2 separate regions of the Homo sapiens genome follow, and region 2 is linked to region 1. The links are chromatin loops, found by intact Hi-C in ENCODE. Cell type or tissue: PC-3. All regions are shown on one strand. Links, peaks and the distances in the headings refer to the core of each region. The heading gives the core; the rest is flanking DNA.

Region 1 (5,383 bases), core at 274-5,273:
TACTCAAACCATCTGGCCACCTGGAATTTCCTACCATCCCCCATAAAATTTAAATTAAAAAATTTCCAGTGTTCTGTCCTCCGTGAAGATGTCCCTGAACCTTTATTGAAACTCATTGACGTATCCTGTGATTCCCACAGCCTTTATTGTATATGTCATAATTTAGCATTTGTGATTCCCACAGCCTTTATTGTATATGTCATAATTTAGCATTTACATTATCCTACCTTACATTTTAGTAAGTTAATGACCTGTCTCTCTCCACTGTTAAAATAGTGTCAGGATTTTTTCATTTTTGTATTCCCTACTGGTCCACAGAGTGCTATGAACATATCATTTGCTAAGTTAATTTTAAATTGACTTAAACTTACTGGTGAATTCACTGATCAACTGTTCTTTTCAAGTATTTCTTTTAGAAATGTCCTTGCTTTGATAAATTTTATGTTCTAAAAAAGTTAATTTGATTTTTAGAATCACATCTTTCAAAAGAAACAAAAACTCCCACACGATTCTAAGGCTGGTTATGGGTAACATTAAAAATGACACACTAGGCCTGGGGCAGTGGCTCACACCTGTAACCCTAGCACTTTGGGAGGCTGAGGCGGATGGATCACAAGGTCAGGAGTTCAAGACCAGCCTGGCCAAGATGGTGAAACCCCGTCTCTACTAAAAATACAAAAAAATTAGCCGGGCACGGTGGCGGGCGCCTGTAATTCCAGCTACTCAGGAGGCTGGGACGGAGAATTGCTTGAACCCGGGAGGCGGAGGTTGCAGTGAGCTGAGATGGCACCACTGCACTCCAGCCTGGGCGGCAAAGCGAGACTCCGTCTCCAAAAAAAAAAAAAAAATTAGGCCGGGCGCTGTGGCTCTCACGCCCGTAATCCCTGCACTTTGGGAGGCCAAGGTGGGCAGATCACAAGGTCAGGAGATCGAGACCATCTTGGCCAACATGATGAAACCCCATCTCTACTAAAATACAAAAAATTAGCCGGGCATGGTGGTGCATGCCTGTAATCCCAGCTACTTGGGAGGCTGAGGCAGGGGAATCGCTTGATCCCGGGAGGCAGAGGTTGCAGTTAGCTGAGATCGCGCCACTGTACTCCAGCCTGGTGACAGAGTGAGATTCTGTCTCAAAAAAAAAAAAAAAAAAAAAAAAAAATCCCATGAAAGCCAGAGGCACAAAAGATCTCAGATAATAGTATGACTAAAAGCACAGGAAATTATATACAATGCACAATTTTAATGTCAATATTGTCATTTTTTCCTAGGTTAGGAGACAATATAACCACAATTATAAACTTGTTCTTTTTTTTTTTTTTTTTTTTTGAGATGGAGTCTCGCCCTGTCACCCAGGCTGGAGTGCAGTGGTGCAATCTCGTCTCACTGCAACCTCCACCTCCTGGGTTCAATCAATTCTCCTGCCGCAGCCTCCCAAGTAGCTGGGACTACAGGCACCTGCCACCACGCCTGGCTAATTTTTTTTTTTTTTTTTTTTTTTTTTTGGATTTTTAGTAGAGACGGGGTTTCACCATGTTAGCCAGGATGGTTTCAACCTCCTGACCTCGTGATCCGCCCGCCTTGGCCTCCCAAAGTGCTGGGATTACAGTTGTGAGCCACCGCACCTCGCCAAACTTGTTCTTTTCGTCTCTACTCTTGTTGACCTTATACATAGCATATTATGCCATTAAAACAACAAAAGGAAGGAGAAAATGGTATATTGAAATCCAGCATTTTCTTCCAATTCCTTACTGTGAATTTTTAATTAAAATCAAATTATTTAATCACTAGGAAAGACTCTGAGTGTGCAGGTGTTCCTTTCAGCTGATATAAACATTGAGAAGATCAAAGCTTGCCCTAAATGATCTGTCTTACCAGGTCTTGACTGAATCTGAGAAAAAAATCCTGTAGTTTCTCTTTATTTTGGATAAACCTTTGATCTTTTAAAAATATTGGCACATCTGGCTAAGAAAATGGCAGAAAAGACAAAAAGACATGCACAAAATAGTTAACCACTACTTGCATTGTAAAATGGGTTTAAGCTTAAGGTTTTGGCAAGTGTTTGAGACAAATATGAATTAAGTTCATTTTCTGTGGAGACAAGTAAGTCTCTAGGCATTTAGTTTTGGTTAAAGTAAATACTTAAATCTATTTAAAATTTTAAAGACCTTAGTAATGTAAACAAATGGTGCTGAGTTTGGACTTCTCTACAAAATCTATGTGGAATCTTAGGAAAGGAAGAATGAAAGGATACAATAGAGACAATTATTTAAATGGTAGTTCAGCCTAAATCCTAAGCATAAGCATTCTTTTTTCTTTTCTTTTTTTTCTGAGACAGAGTCTCGCTCTGTGCCCCAGGCTGGAGTGCAGTAGCGCCATATTGACTCACTGCAACCCCTGCCTCCTGGGTTCAAGCTATTCTCCTGCCTCAGCCTCCCGAGTATCTGGGATCACAGGTTGGCACCAGCCAGGCCCGGCTCGTTTTTTGTATTTTTAATAGAAACGGGGTTTCACCATGTTGTCCAGGCTGGTCTCGAACTTCTGACCTCATGTGATCCACCCGCCTCTGCCTCCCAAAATGCTGGGATTACAGGCATGAGCCACCATGCCTGGCCAATATGTTGCTTTTTAAAAATGAGTTATTAGCATTAATTTTCTTCTGTTGCTACTGAACATTTCTCTTTTCACTTAATTTACTCCGAATCCCGTGCCACTTTTGCATTCAAGGCTAAAGTTTGGATTGAAGGAAAGGATAGCAAGTCAATTCACAATCTGATTTTTTCAATACAGAGAGTGTACATGTTTACTAAAAGGAGTAGCCCTTAATTCTTTTTAAAAAGCCCAAAAGCTGCTGGGCGTGGTGGTTCACGCCTGTAATCCCAGCAATTTGGAAGGTCGAGGCGGGTGGATCACGGGGTCAGGAGATCGAGACCATCCTGGCTAACACGGTGAAACCCTGTCTCTACTAAAAATACAAAAAAACTTAGCTGGCGTGGTGGCGGGTGCCTGTAGTCCCAGCTCTTCGGGAGGCTGAGGCAGGAGAATGGCGTGAACCCAGGAGGCGGAGCTTGCAGTGAACTGAGATCGCGCCACTGCACTCCAGCCTGGGCGACAGAGCGAGCCTCCATCTAAAAAGAAAAAAAAAAAAAAGCCGAAAAGCAAACAAGATAATTAACAATTTGTATATGAACAAATGTCTTACAATATTTTAAACATCTAGAGAACACTGATACCATCTTCAGTTATTGGCAATGGCATATTATGAATTAACTTTTACAAAGAGATAGACTTTTACAAAGAGCTGACTTTTTTTGTTTTGTTTTGTTTTTGAGGCGGAGTCTCGCTCTGTCACCCAGGCTGGAGTGCGATGGTGCCATCTCGGCTCACTGCAAGCTCCGCCTCCCGGGTTCACGCCATTCTCCTGCCTCAGCCTCCGAAGTAGCTGGGACTACAGGCGCCTGCCACCATGCCCGGCTAATTTTTTTTTGTATTTTTTTAGTAGAGACGGGGTTTCACCGTGTTAGCCAGGATGGTCTCGATTTCCTGACCTCTTGATCCGCCCGCCTCGGCCTCCCAAAATGCTGGGATTACAGGCGTGAGCCACCGCGTCTGGCCTTTTTTTTTTGAGATGGAGTCTCGCTCTGTCTCCAGGCTGGAGGGCAGTAGCGCGATCTCGGCTCACCGCAACTTCCAACTCCCTGGTTCAGGCAATTCTCCTCCTTCAGCCTCCTGAGTAGCTGGGATTACAGGCGTGCACCACCACGCCCAGCTAGTTTTTGTATTTTTAGGAGAGACGGGGTTTCACCATGTTGGCCAGGATGGTCTTGATCTTACTCCAGCTCCTGCTGGAGTAAGAGTGTCTATCTGCTTTTGTTTTAACAACATTATAGATCATTTAGGCTTGTCTTGAAAGTTTTATTTTTATGCCCTTTAACTAAGTCAAATTTATATTTCTGGAATGTTGTTCACTAATTCTAAAGCACTATCAATTTTCAAAAGTGTTTTTGACGTGTCCTCTTGTTTTAGAAAAGTGTCTAGGGGAAAGCTAAAAACAAAAAACAAAAAACATACTGGAATGGATATTTTTATTACTTATTACCATTAATCATTTCAAAGTCTGGTCTATGGTTTCAGTTGCTCCACTCCTTTTTCAAATGAGTAATACGTGAAGCATCCTAAGGGCCCTCATTTGCTTCCTATGTCAATTAAAAGAAAGCATTTTATTGTCCTAATTAATTGCGTGATAAAATTAATTTTAGAATATATTAAAATGCATCATAATTGTGTTTCTTCAGTAAATGTCTTATTAATAGGAAATGAACTTCAATACTGAGTAGATTGTGAACCTGTCAGTTGTTTGCCTGCCTTGAGTTTTGAAAAGTTGAATGTTTTTATTTCCTAGTAGTTCTTTTTAAAATAGCTAGACTTCTTTCCACAATTATTTTACTGGGAACATTATATTTTATTTTAGAAGCCATTGAGGGTGGAGGGAAACTTCTCCTCTAAAGGGATGTTTCTTAAAATGTGGTACCTTATATAAAGTGGAAATGAAGAAAGATGATGATTTAATGTACATGTGGGGGGTAAAGCATGAGAGAAAGAGGCTGGATCAGTTTCCTTTATATATCTTGCTTAAATGCTATTCAGTGATGGCCCTCTATTAACTGGATTATGGCCATAGACCTCTAAATTGCATTCCTACTGCCAGTCTTGTTCCGAACACGGCCCATCTACCTCACACACTGCTGCCAAGTTAAGTCTCTGTATTACAAAAACAATTATATCCCCCTGGTAGGTGGAAATCTGTTAGCTCCCAATGCTGATTGGACTAATTCCAGTTTTCCTAGTGAAACAAGTAAGGCCCTGGACAATGTATTCCTAACAGCCTCCCGCCTCATTGCCCTCTTCCAATCTGGCTTTCACCTTCATCACCCTACCCCAGGGTCACCAGTGACCTCCTTCTCATTTAATAGAATGAACACTTCTCCTTCCTCGAGCACTTTCTTCTGCTACTGACTTTATTGACACATTTTGTCTGATTTTTCTCCCACTCCCTTTAGATGTTTTTTCTCTGACTCCTGAAGGTTGAGCAAGAGTCCAGGATGAACTGACCCCAACTACAATTTATACAGAGGTGAGTGGGTGTTTTAAAGGGAGAATGAAGGAATTATGAGGGGAATGAGTGGGGCTCAGTGGAATTAGGGAAGTGAAAATTGTCAGTGAAAGTGAAATGTGACAGCCATCTGGGTTAACCAGCACTTATTGAAGTTAACTAGGCTCCTACTCTCCCACAGAGACTGGAAGACAGGGGCCCTATCTTCAGGTGTTGGCTAGAACAAACAATGGGTTATTTTTGCAGCCCTGAGTTTTCTTAGGCAGGCATTGT
Region 2 (5,383 bases), core at 129-5,128, 110 kb before region 1:
CCATTTATCTGTGTTCATCAGTCTTTCAAAACCTTAACAGTTCCTGTCAGGCGCAGTGGCTCATGCCCAGCACTTTGGGAGGCCGAGGCGGGTGGATCACCTGAGGTTAGGAGTTTGAGACCAGCCTGGCCAACATGGCAAAACCCTGTCTCTACTGTAAATACAAAAATTAGCCAGGCGTGATGGCAGGCCCCTGTAATCCTACTACTCAGGAGGCTGAAGTAGGAGAATTGCTTGAACCCAGAAGGTGGAGGTTACAGTGAGACGAGATTGTGCTATTGGGTGACAGAGTGAGACTCCATCTCAAAAAAAAAAACTAAAAAAAACCAAAACCTTAACAGTCCAGTCTCAGAAAGGATGGCCGTGTAATCCACAATACCAATTTATTGATGTACCAATTTAGTGATTATTTATTGATGTTCTGCTTGATGTTTAACAAGCAGAACAGGATTCTCTGGTCATTCACACTTTCCTGTGTAGAAATGAAGATCAGAAGGTTGCATTGTAAATACTAAAGTGGAGCAATGAGGTTGATGCTTCTACTAATGAGTTTCTTTAAGTCACAACAGGAAGATTTATGCTACTCTCCTATACAGATACACCTATCAGAAGAAACATTGACAAGTTTTTTTTCTAGATTTCATGTGTTAGTCCTACTTTATTGGCATCCTTTTCACACAAGTGACATGACAATATATTGATATGAAGTCTCCTGTGAATGAGAGTGTGGGGGACATCCCCTTATATGGATGTCATCCAGGAATATATCAACATCTCAGAAATGGAAAATTTAGTAAAAGTACTCAAAACCTGCTAAGCTTATTCAAAAATAATGGGGGATTTTCTGTAGATTCCCATAGAAATGAGTTAGGAATATGGCATATAATTATTAGTCACTTTGAAATGTACACTGTGAATCAAAAATTTAATAGAGACCGCTTTCAACCAACTCATCAATAGCCCCTAACTTTTCCAGAAGGTTCTCATCTCATGTCTTTATGGAAAAGGGAATTAGTCAAAAGAAAGCAAAGGCAAACAATCAATAATCTGACCCTTGTGGAAAAGTTTTGCATTATGAAAGAAAAACAAAGACAAAGTATGCTGGTCAACATCCTAAGGGTGAGTGTGCCCACACAAGATGAGAAAATAACACTACACTCAAAATAACACCAATAAGAATCAACATAAAATGTACAAGATTAGCTACCTACAAAAGGAATCTGCACCAAGTAATGGTTTATGAGTGTGTGGTTGAGAATATGGTTTATGAGAAGTGAAACAGAAGGAAGAGACCTCAGGAAAGAGGTCTGGGCTGGAAATCTAGATTAGGGAATCTGGGATGAAGCCTTGAGATTTAAGGAGCTCTTAGAGAATTTAAAAAAGAGGAATGGAAGGGGACAGGACTCAGCATGAAGGGTTGCTGCATTTAGAAATGAAGTGAGGTCAGAGACGCCTAGGGGAGGGTATGGTCACTGATAGTAGTTGCTGCTGAGAAGTAAAGCAGATTAAAGACTAAAAAATAGGGCCTTGATGACTTTCAGAATTTTAAAATGAGAATTATAAGACTGAAAATTAGATTTTAGTATAAAAGAAGACAAGTGATGAAGAAGTAGATCTCTAGATGAGACCGTGTATTAAAAAATATTAGAGCCTGATGAGCACAGTGGCTGACACCTGTAATTCCAGTGCTTTAGGAGGCTGAGGCAGGAGAATCGCTTCAGACTAGGAATCAAGACCAGCCTGGGCAGCATAGCAAAACTCTGTCTCTAAAAAATATGAAATAAATTAGCCGATGTGGTGGTGCATGCCTGTTATCCTAGCTACTGAGGAGGCTGAGGTGGGAGGATTGCTTGAGCCCTGGAGTTCAAGGCTGCAGTGAACTATGATTGCACCATTACACTCCAGCTTGGTTGACAGAGTGAGACCCTGTCACAGACAAACAAACAAACAAACAAAAAAGAGAGTCCAATGGAAAAACAGGTTGATTAAAAAAGCCACAAGAATCAGGCAAAAGTTATGTTTTTGTTTATTGTGGAGAAGAAAAACTTTATTTAAAGAGAAATGGTTAATAGAACAGGAAAAATTGAAACCCATAGAAGAATGTTTATAGAGAATGAGAGATAGCTCATCTTGAAGTCAGGTGAGTATAAAAAATGTAACGGGAACCAGATGAAAGTTTTCTAAAAATTGTCTTAGTAAGATTTGATTTAACAAAAACTGGAATATCTTGAACTACTGATGACAGTGTTTCTAGAGCAACTTCAGAAATGAGAACGTACATCTAAAATAACTTTTTAAAAAGGAATTTTCATTAACACTTAGTATTTTATATGTAAAAACTTCTATTTTTAACAAATTTTGGTAATTTAAATTCCAGAAAAGAGATATGAGCTGTTTTAAGAAAAGTCATTTTTTCAAATCCGTTCTTATTGCCATTAGGTTTATAAACTGCATTTTATATGCCTAAACATATGTTACTCATGAACTCATAAGAAATAATAGTTTTAAGAAAAAAAGTGTTTCCAGAGTTTTAAAAGTAATTGAAAATATTTTGTTTCAAAGTCTGAAGATGAAAAGGAACAATTAAAGAAACTTATGGAATTAAAACAGTCACTGGAATGTAATTTGGATCAAGAAATGAAGAAAAATGTTGAATTAGAAAGAGAGATAACTGGGTAAGATTTTAATATTTCAGATCATTTTAACCATTCATTAATTGATTTAATATAATTTTACTTTGTTCAAAACTAGATATAAATTCATTTAATATCTACTTTTTCTTAATGAAATTATTCTCTTTTAAAATGGTTTTAGAAAGTTGCAGCACAATCTGAAACTTTTGGAATGCCTAAATATTACACTTATTCTTTAATGATTTTGAAAGCAGTAACAATGCCTTTGGCATATAATGTCAACTGCACTCTTCATCTTTTACTTTGAACTTTTATTTCTGAAGATATTTTCACTTTCTTTGGTAATCTTTCTCTCTTTGGTAGTGTCCTTCCCTTCAAAGAAGATATTCAAATCTTTTAATATCTAAAAACCTATCTGTGTCATCCTTTGGAAGCATCAAAAATTATCTTGATTTAGCTTATGCTTTCTTTCTGCCTCTTTGTGTGTGTGTGTGTGTGTGTGTGTGTGTAGTAATAAAATATATCATGAAAATTTACTCATTTCCCATGGATATCCCCCATGTATACCTGAGGTATACATGTTATTAAACTTCTGTTTGTTTTAAAACATATATGCCTCATACATATACAAAAGTATGTATGATTTAAGAGTGAAATGAGCAATCATGTTTCTACTATCCAGATTTAAAAATGGAATGTTACCCATTGCCTTGGAAGCCCCTAACATGGCTGCTTTTCTGTTTATTTGCTGAGTACTTACGTTTGTTCTGATTCTAATTACTATTTTTCTCTCATTGTCTTTCTCTAACGTGGTTTGGCATCCCTTTTACTTTGTTAACGTTGTGCTAGTAAAGATTTCTGGATCTCTTCTGAAAGCAGCCTTTGTGTCTTTATACATGCTTTCTCTGCTCATTTCCTTTCTTCTAAAACTCTGCCTGTTTCCTTTTCCCCTTAACTCAGACGTCAAAAATGTTTCTTTCCTGTCTCTTATCTACTTTGAATGATCTTGATGTTTTTTGTGTGTACTTTCTTTTTTTTTTTGTACTTTTCTTCTTATAAACAGTGGTCAACGGATATCAAATGTATTTTTGTGTCTTTTTCAACCATTCATGTATAAGTATGTGTATGCTTTTCTTTTCTTTTTTTTTTTCCCTGGAATCTCTCTGTTGCCCAAGCTGGAGTGTGGTGGTGCAGTCTCGGCCCACTGCAACCTCCACCTCCTGGGTTCAAGCCATTCTCCTGGCTCCGCCTCCCAACTCAGCCTCCTGAATAGCTGGGATTACAGACATGCACCACCACGCCTGGCTAATTTTTGTATTTTTAGTAGAGACAGGGTTTCACCATGTTGGCCAGGCTGGTCTTGAACTCCTGAGCTCAAGTGATCCGCCTGGCTCGGTCTCCCAAAGTGCTGGAATTTTAGGCATGAGCCACTGGTCCAGCCTAAGTATGATTTTCCTCTTCACCTTGGACTCTGATCTCTGGTTTATAGCTAATATTTGATAATAAGTTAATGTTTTATATTAACATACTAAAATGGATAGGAATAATTTATTTATAAAAACTTCATGTGATTTTAATGTTAACTCTTTATCTGCCATATATGTCATATAATTTTTCTTCACATTATTTACCTAAGATTATAATTTCATTAGAGTGTTTTCAAACTATGTCAGATTGAAATAAACGAGAGAATCATGATTCATTTGTTTTTCTTACATGCTAAAACATAATATCTGTTTAAATAATTATTAAATGTTTGCCTTTTTAAAACTTGAGTTACTCATTTTGTACCTTCCTGCAGATTTAAGAACCTCTTAAAAATGACAAGAAAGAAGTTAAATGAATATGAAAATGGAGAATTTAGTTTCCATGGAGATTTAAAAACTAGTCAATTTGAAATGGATATTCAGATTAATAAGCTAAAACATAAGGTAATTTTTAATAAGTTTTGGGACCAAAAAAGTCACTTAATTTTGGGAAATATAGACTTCTCAATGCTTTGAACAGTGAAATAAAGATTTTTTTTTTTAACTTTAGGGACTTGATACTAATAAAAAAACTTTTTTTAAACTTTTAAGTTCAGAGGTACATGGGCAGGTTTGTTATGTAGTTAAACTTGTGTCACGGGTGTTTGTTAAACAGATTATTTTGTCACCCAAGTATTAAGCCTAGTGCTCATTAGTTATTTTTCTTGATTCCTCTCCCTTCTCTCACCCTCCATCCTCTAGGAGGCCCCATTGTCTGTTGTTCCCCTCCGTGTGTCCCTGTGTTCTCATCATTTAGCTCCCACTTAGTAGTGAGAACTTGCAGTATTTGGTTTTCTCTTCCTGTGTTAGTTTACTAAGGATAATGGCTTCTAGCTCTGGACATAGGAACAGACAAAGATTTCATGGCCAAGACACCAAAAGCAATTGCAACAAAAGCAAAAATTGATAGAATCTAATTAAACTAAAGAGCTTCTACAGAGCAAAGGAAGTATCAACAGAGTAAACAGACAACCTACAGAATGGGAGAAAATTTTTGCAAACTATGCATCTAACAAAGGTCTTATATCCGGCATCTATAAGGAACTTACACAAATTTACAAGGAAAAAACAACCCCATTAAAAAGTGGGCAAAGGAGATGAATAGACATTTCTCAAAAGAAGACATACATGCAACCCAACAAACATGATAAAAAGCTCAACATCATTGATCATTAGAGAAATGCAAATCAAAACCACAACAAGATACCATCTCATACTAGCCAG

What was found. Hi-C counts contacts between places; a loop is a spot of excess contacts. Peaks named below come from ENCODE experiments on the same cell type or tissue, not always from the same donor. Only the 100,000 strongest peaks of a DNase experiment are listed, where the experiment ranks them.
Region 2: it touches region 1 in a loop (2.8-fold over the local background); 1 of 110 quality-filtered maps calls a loop at or near these places.

The regions. Positions count from the first base shown.
Region 1 is chr10:26,911,849-26,917,231 of GRCh38, reverse strand. No RefSeq gene overlaps it. Among named protein-coding and RNA genes, the nearest start is that of FAM238C, 27 kb to the left of the region's middle. RefSeq lists an enhancer at 4,931-4,980. In PC-3, for the core only: no CTCF peak of the experiment used is centred there; no DNase peak of the experiment used is centred there; H3K27ac peaks cover 873 bases.
Region 2 is chr10:27,021,739-27,027,121 of GRCh38, reverse strand. ANKRD26 (ankyrin repeat domain containing 26) reads left to right here. Exons shown (of 34, transcript NM_014915.3): 28 at 2,563-2,675; 29 at 4,435-4,564. Among named protein-coding and RNA genes, the nearest start is that of ANKRD26, 76 kb to the left of the region's middle. In PC-3, for the core only: no CTCF peak of the experiment used is centred there; no DNase peak of the experiment used is centred there.